Regions from separate parts of the Homo sapiens genome. Here region 1 is linked to region 2. The links are chromatin contacts, found by Hi-C in ENCODE. All regions are on one chromosome and are shown on one strand. The core of a region is the stretch at or near the end of the contact, and the rest is flanking DNA. Distances in the headings are between cores, read along the strand shown.

The links. Hi-C counts contacts between places; a loop is a spot of excess contacts on that map. Pooled maps may share reads with other maps.
Region 1: a loop to region 2 is called in a pooled map, with 2.4 times the contacts of the local background. The contact joins the enhancer-like site here to the promoter of REXO4 in region 2. A Hi-C loop is called at or near these places in 2 of 50 pooled maps.

Annotation. Positions count from the first base shown.
Region 1 is chr9:133,537,887-133,540,720 of GRCh38, forward strand. It overlaps ADAMTSL2 (ADAMTS like 2), which reads left to right. Exons shown (of 19, transcript NM_014694.4): 4 at 463-538; 5 at 1,885-1,987; 6 at 2,712-2,834. Among named protein-coding and RNA genes, the nearest start is that of ADAMTSL2, 4.6 kb to the left of the region's middle. RefSeq lists enhancers at 1,269-2,000, 2,734-2,834. Within about 2 kb of position 1,585, at least 10 of the 41 ENCODE cell types and tissues checked have a DNase peak (open chromatin) inside an H3K27ac peak, as active enhancers do.
Region 2 is chr9:133,414,095-133,420,116 of GRCh38, forward strand. It overlaps REXO4 (REX4 homolog, 3'-5' exonuclease), which reads right to left and starts at 3,916. Exons shown (of 8, transcript NM_020385.4): 1 at 3,526-3,916; 2 at 571-917. The coding sequence starts at 3,750. It also overlaps a transcript of ADAMTS13 not described here. RefSeq lists a silencer at 3,661-3,900 and an enhancer at 4,011-4,230.

The DNA of each region.
Region 1 (2,834 bases), core at 335-2,834, 120 kb after region 2:
GGGAGAAGCAGAGGACTGGCAGGAAAGCCTCCGCTGCCAGATGGACCTGGCTCCTATCTAGCCTGTGCTACTCCCTCACTGTATGACCTTGGGCAAGTCACTTAACCTCTCTGAGCATCAGTTTTCTCATCCATGGCATGGAGAGCGTGCTGGTCTCACCTCATGCTTCTGAGAACACACATGTGTGTGCACCTGGGCACAGGCCTGGCACACAACCCATGTGGTTGTTTCAATTCTGTGTACTGAGCCCCTGTGCTATGTGCTGCTGATGTAGAAGTGAATCAAATCTCATTCCCCCTTGGCTCTGGTGTGTGTACGGGGTGGGAGTTGAGTAGGGAGGAAGGAGCCCTCTGGGTCACGGGTATCGGGAGATTCTGGATCCCAGTGGCCGTGGGGCCAGCCCAGGCGACATTCCTGAAACTCCTCTGCAGCCCTCACTCCGAGCCTGCATCTTTCTGCCAGGAGGAAGTCCGTCCCGGGCCCCGGGAACAGGACCTGCACGGGCACGTCCAAGCGGTACCAGCTCTGCAGAGTGCAGGTGAGGCCCGGCCCGGGCAGGGGCACCATGGCCTGCTCTCCCTGTCATCATGCAGTTTTCAGGGGGTCTTCCAGGTGGCTCCTGGGCATTCTGGGCATTCTGTTGTGGGCTGCTCTTCAAGGAGAGCCCAGGAGCAGGGTTGAGAAGGCTGCGGGGGGCCCTGGGCTAGTACGGAGCCATCCACTGTCCAGACCACTGTCCCTGTGCTCACATGTGCTCAGCAATGCTGGGACGGGCGGACTCACTCTGCTCCTGGAACTTCAAGTGCAGCCTCAAGGTTTGGGGTCTCTGGTCGCAGCTCCACTTTACTCACAACATTCGTGCACCTGGTGCTCACAGAGACCCAGCAGTTGCCAGGCTTCCCCGTCCCATGAAACAGTACCCCCCACGCCATAAAACAGTTCCCTGGGTTGCTCTCGGAGCCCTTCTGCTCCAGCCCCCATCAGCTTCCTTGGGTAGCCGAGGCTGAAGAGGAGGTTCTGACTCTGACCAGGCAGCTCTCAGTGGGGCCCTGGGCAGTTGGAACCTGAACACCTTTCCAAGGACTGCAGGGCGTGAGGCTGGGGCACGCCGAGCTGGGATCTGGGCCTCCCAGGCTGGCTCGTGTGGCTTGCCTGGGCAGGGAAGGCAGAGCAGCTGGGGGTCTCTGTGTCTGTGTGTCTCAGGGGGTGTGTGCGCACGTGCAGGGAGTGAGGGGCTGGAGGGAGGCAGGTGGCCACCGCTTCTGTGTTGGCGTCACCTGGTCAGCTGCCCTCCTAGGGCAGTGCAGCCAGGGTTGGGGGAGGGGCATTTATGAGCTCCAGCATGAGAGGGACCCAGGTTTGAGCTCTGGCCCCGGCACGACTAAGCTGGGTCCCCTCCGAGGATGAGTCTCTTGTCTGCACGCTGGGTTCCTCTTTATGGAGTCAGGACCACGATCTTCCTGATTTACGCAGTGTGCATGGCCACGGACCGTGTGCCAGGCCCTGTCCCGTCACTGTAGACACACAGTCAGGGCCTGCTGAGGACACGGGCGAGGGGAGCACCCTTGCCAGCCATCCTAGGGTCATGTCCCCTCCACCGCAAGGCTGGGAGAAGGCGTGGTGGGGACTGGGAGGGTTGTGTCTAGAGTAGGCGGAGGGCTGGCGTGGGGGGCGGAGCTGCCCTTTCCTGCGTCCTTGCTCCCTCCTGAGAGCGCATGGGAGCGCGCAGGAGCCCTAGAGGCCACCCCGTGGGCCGTGGCCCCCGCACGGCTGTCCCGGCTGTCCCGGCTGTCCCGGCTGCAGCCACTTCCTGCTTAGCCTGGACAAAAATGCCTTTGTCGGGCCGAGTTCCTCCCGGAGCCTCCCTGTCCCTTCGCTTCCCAGGAGTGTCCGCCGGACGGGAGGAGCTTCCGCGAGGAGCAGTGCGTCTCCTTCAACTCCCACGTGTACAACGGGCGGACGCACCAGTGGAAGCCTCTGTACCCGGGTACCTGCCGCCCTGGGGACCCACCTTGCAGGGAGCTGACTGAGCTTTGGGGGTAGCCCTTCCGGCACCTGGGACCAAACTCGACGGGTGGGCAGGTGGGGAAATGGAGGTGGTCAGACGAAGAGCCAGGAATGAACCTGGGTCTCCTGAGCCCTGGCCCAGGGGTCTGTCCCCTCCCCCATGACCCATGACATCAACGCAGGACAGATTACGGGACTGAGTTCCCTGCAGACCTGACCTCTGACGGCAGTGGTGACTTGCTCACTTACTTACTGGCTCCTGGGCACAGACAGGAACCAGCCTAGACGATCCCAAACGGAGACTGCCCACACGGTCCCATGGAAAGCAAGTAGCTCAGGCAACAGTGTAAATGCTTCATCCTTCTCCTGCTCACCCGCAAGGGCCAGGGCTGGGGTGCCCAGGGCCAGCAGCACAGGGGTGTCGAGTTGGCTCAGACCTCCTGCAGAGGGGGAACCCCAGTATGGGTCTCAGGCGCTGCTCCCCACTCACGAGGAGGTAGAAGCTGGAACTCACGGGGTGTGGGCTGAGCCAGAAGACCCATCAGTTTCTGCCACTGAGACCTGGACAGGTTCCTTCTGTTCTCCAGGCCTGAGTTGCCCCATCTATGCAATGGGAGCTGTCTCAGAGGGAGGAAAAGGGAAGTCCTCTGAATCCGGCATTTCCTGCCCCGCTGAAACCTTCTGTCTTTGTCTCCCTCCACCAGATGACTATGTCCACATCTCCAGCAAACCGTGTGACCTGCACTGTACCACCGTGGACGGCCAGCGGCAGCTCATGGTCCCCGCCCGCGACGGCACATCCTGCAAGCTCACTGACCTGCGAGGGG
Region 2 (6,022 bases), core at 2,666-5,165:
GAGTCTTGCTCCGTCACCCAGGCTGGAGGCAGTAGTGCAATCACAGCTCACTGCAGCCTCAACCTCCTGGGATCAAGTGATCCTCCCACCTTGGCCTCCCAAGGAGCTGGGATCACAGGCAACAGCCACCACACCTGGCTCCATCACAGGGTTGAAGTAATCACCAGGCACTGAGCCAAGAGTGCCAACCTCACAATCTCCTTATGATGCCACCATGACTACCACAAGGCACAGAGGACGTCAGAAACTTGCCCCAAACCACCCAACTGGCGAGAAGCAGGGACAGGCCTCATACTTGGGTCTTTCTGGCTTCAGCACGCTTTCCTTCCACACACGTGTACTGGCACCCACTAAATGCTGAGCTCTGCTCAACGCTCGGAAGAAGCAGGCCCTGCCTTATCATGCGCACACTCTAGGGGAAAACAAGTAACAGCGAGTAAACAAAGGAACAGACGACATCAGGGTAAAGTGATGGAGAGACTGCGGTGAGGCCACCAGCCTCCATAAGGAGACAGGCCTTGGTGAAGTCGCTGTGCCTCGGTTCTCAGTGGTGAGGTGGCCCATACTTACTCGGTGGGTGGGGCTGGGGCTGCCTCCTTAGCTTTCCGCTTCTTATGCTCGATGTCCCCTCGTTCTGGAACAATATCACCATTTGTCCTTTCCTTGGTTCCTTTCTTATTGTGCTCTGTTCCACTGGCCTTGGTGCGAGGTACTGGCGCCCTCCTGTCCATCTTGGAACCTGAAGGAACAGAGCCCCTGCTGGCCTCCTGGTCTTTTCCTGCCGGCATCTCCTCTCCCTTCACTTGAGGCGAGGTCTCTTTTTTGTTTTGCTGGATAATTTTGGGCTTCTTTTTGGAACCCATCTGAGAGATGACAAGAGGCTTTTCTGGGGCCTGAGATTTTTGTTTCAGCAGCCACTGGGACCCAAAATAAAATACATGCTGCATTTGAATTTGGAAATTACACACAGCAGATTGAAAAAACTTACGTGTGTATGTATATACACACATATACACCAAACACATCTATACAATTCCCATCCGCATCACTGAAATTCATTTTCAAACGGTTTGGAAAAAGCTCTTTTTCATTCTCATGGGTCACTTGTGGTGAAATGCTGTTTCTTTGCTTATCTTATTATAATGCATTTTGCACCTGCTCCTTCATGCATACAAAATGTCAAACTCATTCTACACCTTGGGTACCTGTTGAGTGGCTGGACACCACAGACCACTTCCCTTTTCAGCTTATCTAGAAAGAATTTTGGAGTTAACTTCCCTCACAGCTTGGGCCAACATCCTGCTACACAGAAATCGCTTTTTTTTTTTTTACAAGATTCCCTGGTTTGCTACTGCTGTGAAGATCTCAGGAAGGTGGGGGGTGTCATAAATGAAAAGAAAAGCTTCTGTCAAACTGGAGTGGCTGAAGAACTGCTAGCAGCCACACACCTTGGCTGTCACCCAAGCAGAGGCTCCTGTAGTCTTAGAGCCCAGCTTCCTCCCTGTGTTCAAATCCCCAGTGGGAGTGGGCGCCACCACAGTGCGATGATGAGGCGGGTGCTACTTACCTGTTCTGTGATAGGTAAAGAACTGAAGGGCTGACTTTCTTGGATGAATTAGAAAACACTCCAAAGTTTCCCTATAGCACACATCCCTTCCATTCACTTATTTTGCTTTTCTTTCTTGGGAGAAGGAAGAAGAGTTGGTGTTCAAGAAATCCCACAGAACCCTGGGGCTGCCCACGGGAATTTGACTGGTCCTGTGTGTTAAGACAGGAATGTCTGCACTGAGATACTGTGCAGAGTATTAGGAGGTTCAAGAAGCGCTCGGGGAGGCTGAGGTGGGAGGATTGCTTGAGGTCAGGAGTTGAAGACCAGCCTGGGCAACAAAGTGAAACCCCATCTGTATTAGTTCATTGTGCACTGCTATAAAGGAATACCTGTGTTTGGTAATTTATAAAGAAAAAACGTTTATGTAGCTCATGGTTTTGCAGGTTGTACAAGAAGCATGGTGCCAGCATCTGCTTCTGGTGAGGCCGAAGGAAGCTTCCCATCATGGTGTAAGGTGAAGGGGGAGCAGGTGTGTTGCGTGGTGAGAGAGCAAGCAAAAAAGGTGCTAGGCTCTTTTTAAACAACCAGCTCTCAAATGAACCAGCAGAGTGAGAACTTACTCGTTACTGAGGGGAGGGCACCAAGTCATTCATGAGGGATCTACCCCCATGACCCAATACCTCCTATGGGCCCCATCTCCACCACTGGGGATCACATTTCTTTTTTAAAAAAACTACTTTTTACTTTTATTTAGAGATGGAATCTCACCATGTTGCCCAGGCTGGACTTGAACTCCTGAGCTCAAGTGATCCTCCTGCCTGGGCCTCCCAAAGTGCTGGGATTACACGTGTGGGCTACTCGGGAGGCTGAGGCAGGAGAATCACTGGAGCCCAGGCAGCAGTGAGCTATGATCCTAACAGGAGGTAGCTCCAAGGGAGCTCCAAGGGATGTGGTAAGAATGTATGAGTGACGCACGTGGAAGAGTGTCTAGGAGAGAGCAGGCAACCTCTACAGAAGTGCAGGTCACTAGGGAGACAGCAGGTACAACACAGCCTTAAAAGCATGGACTCCAGAGTCAGCCACCTGGTTCCCAGCCGCAATCTTAGATGATCTATTTAAACTTTTCCAGCCTATTTCCTCATCTGTACAATAGCGATGATGGAAGTGTCCACCTCACAGTCTTATTGTGGGGATTGCAACACGCATGGCATAGAGCACATGGCAGAGTGCACATTTTTAGGAGCTCAATTAGTATTTACTTCAAGACCGTAAGTGTCGCTAGAACCCCATCACATGTCTGCTATCTGCTTTTCACTTCTACACAGGAATCTTCTTTCTCCCTGTCTTGCTACACAGACCAGTGTGTTCTTTCGTTGTTGTTGTTTGAGATGGAGTCTCGCTCTGTCGCCCAGGCTGGAGTGCAGTGGCGCGATTTCGGCTTACTACTGCCTCTGCCTCCCGGGTTCAAGCGATTCTTCTGCCTCAGGCTCCCCGAGTAGCTGCGACTACCGGCGCGCGCCATCACGCCCGGCTAATATTTTTTGTACTTTTTTAGTAGACACGGGGTTTCACCATGTTGGCCGGGCTGGTCTTGAACTCTTGACCTCAGGGGATCTGCCCGCCTCGGCCTCCCAAAGTGCTGGGATCACAGGCGTGAGGCCCCGCGCCCGGCCTGGTTTCGGGATTTTAAGCTAAATTTCTCTTTGTAAAATCCATTCTAGTTAGTTCATTATGCAAAAGGTACAAGGGTTTATCTTTGCTTTTTTGTACTTGAAATAATTCTTTCATCAATTTCTTTCAAGCAAACAAGTTCGAGACCTCCCTCAACAGGCCACCTTTCTTGTGAAAAGCTGTTTACAAGATTTCGATTCAAATCTGCCTTTACAGGTCTTTTGGGGCTACCCAAGTCTTTCCCTCCGTCGCGTTCTGCGGGAATGAGCTGCGCAGCGCTCCGCCCGGGCCCCCTCAAGCCTCACCTCTTGCAGCGCCTTCCAGTTTTGAGAAAAGTCTTCTGGTGCCTTTGGAGGTCGCACCACAGCACCGGGGCCGCTTGCTGGCTTCTTGCTTACTTCCCGCGCCTTGCTTTTCCAAAACCTTTTTTTCTTCTTGTTTTTCTTCCGAGTGAGCGTCTTGACAGGACCCGGCTTAGCCACGGGGCTGCTCGGGGCGCGCTTGGAGGCGGGGACCTTCGCCTTCCCCATCCTGCTGCCGTCCAGCGCCTGGGCCGGCGGCCACCCGAGACCCCGGCCTCCCCGGGCCCGGCGCCCTGGCAGCACAAGCGCCTGCCCAGGCCAGGCCGAAACACACCCACCGCAGGGACCCCGTCCAGGAAAAGACTCCGGAAGAGACCCCGCACGCGTTGCGCATACCTCAGCACGCACGCTCCAGTCCCCGGAAGCGCTCGTCTCTCCACAACCGGCTGGAAACCGGATCCCTGCCTCTGGTTCCGCGCAGCCTGGGCGGTTCACCCGCACGGGACTTGGGCCGCCGCCTTAGCCAGCGGCATCCGGGGTCATCGACCTCGAGTTTGACTGGGGCAAGCCGAGGACCTCCCCAAGATCCGGGATGGGGATGAGAGATGCGAACGCCGGAAGGGAACTGGGGGGCCGCTGTGTGTGTAGCACCTGGTAGGGCAGCTGAGCTGGGGGCACTGGGCGGTGGGGCTAGTGAGAGCCGGGCTAGGTCGCTCGCCTGCGTCCTGGACTCTCGAGCCTTTCCCGCCTTGGGCTGCTCCTTGCTCAGCCTCACAGCGGCTCATCTTCCACGTACAGTGGGGAAACTGAGGCCCAGGCACCGGGAGGAGTTCCTGCCAGTTCACTCTGTAGCAGGACGAGCCGCAGACAAGAACCCCTCAGACACCGAATTGTAGAAGGAAAGGGCTTTATTTAGTGGGGAGCATCGGCAGACTCACGTCTCCAAAAACCGAGCTCTCTGAGTGAGCAATTCCTGTCCCTTTTAAGGGCTTACAACCCTAAGGGGGTCTGTGTGAGAGGGTCGTGATCGATTGAGCAAGCAGGGGGTACGTGACTGGGGGCTGCATGCACCGGTAATCAGAACGCAACAGAACAGGACAGGGATTTTCACAATGCTTTTCCATACAATGTCTGAAATCTATAGATAACATAACCGGTTAGGTCAAGGATTGATCTTTAACCAGGCCCAGGGCGCGGCGCCGGGCTGTCTGCCTGTGGATTTTATTTCTGCCTTTTAGTTTTTACTTCTTTATTTGGAAGCAGAAATTGGGCATAAGACAATATGAGGGGTGGTCTCCTCCCTTACTTCTGCCGCCTGGGTTCAAGCGATTCTCCTGCCTCAGCCTCCTGAGTAGCTGGGACTATAGGTGCACGCCACCACTCTCTGCCAATTTTTGTATTTTTAGTAGACCTGGGGTTTCGCCACGTTGGCCAGGCTGTCTTGAACTCCTGACCTCCAGTGATCCATCCGCCTCGGCCTCCCAAAGCGCTGGGATTACAGGTGTGAGCCACCGTGCCCGGCCGGGAGTGGGTAGATTTGATGTGCGTGTGTAACAGGCAGAGGTTGATGGAGTAACAGGGAAGTGAGGCTCCTAGGATTTTGGTCTGAGCAATTGGGTGTGGCCATTTATCATCTCAATAAATGTCTGCGGGGAGCAGGGTGAAGTATGGGGGTGGAGCCATGAGCTCCTTTTCACACTTGCTGAGTTTGAACGGGCCGTCAGTCACCAAGGAGAGACGTCTAATCAGCAGCAGGATATAAGATTCCTAAGCTTAGGGAAGGGTCAGTGCTGGAGATGTAATTTGGAAATCGTCAGCACATAATTAGTGTTGAAACATGAACCTGGGTTAGTTCATCCAAAGAGAGAGTACCAATATAGGGAGTGAAGGGTTAAGACCAGATAGCAGGTGCTGGGGGCTCTCCAGGGGCGAAGCAGCAGAGGAGGCTGAGGGGGAGCAGTCAGTGCAGTGGGAGGAGAAGCGGATGTGAGTGGCATCAGAGAATCCAGGGGGAGAATAAACCACATCAGATGCTGCTGAGAGGCTGAGAAGGACGAGGACAGAGAGATGGGAACCAGATATGGCACTGAGATTGTCAGCAAGTCCACCGAAAAGGGTTTTCTTTTTTTTTGTTTGTTTTGAGACGGAGTCTTGCTCTGCTGCCCAGGCTGGAGTGCAGTGGCGTGATATCGGCTCACCACAATCTCCACCTCCCGGGTTCAAGCGATTCTCCTGCCTCAGCCTCCTGGGTAGCTGGAACTACAGGTGCACGCCACCATGCCCAGCTAATTTTTTTTTTTTTTTTGAGACGAAGTTATGCTCTTGTCGCCCAGGCTGGAGTGCAATGGCGCAATCTCGGCTCACCGCAACCTCCACCTCCCGGGTTCAAGTGATTCTTCTGCCTCAGCCTCCCGAGTAGCTGGGATTACAGGCATGTGCCACCACGCCCGGCTAATTTTGTACTTTTAGTAGAGATGGGGTTTCTCCATGTTGGCCAGGC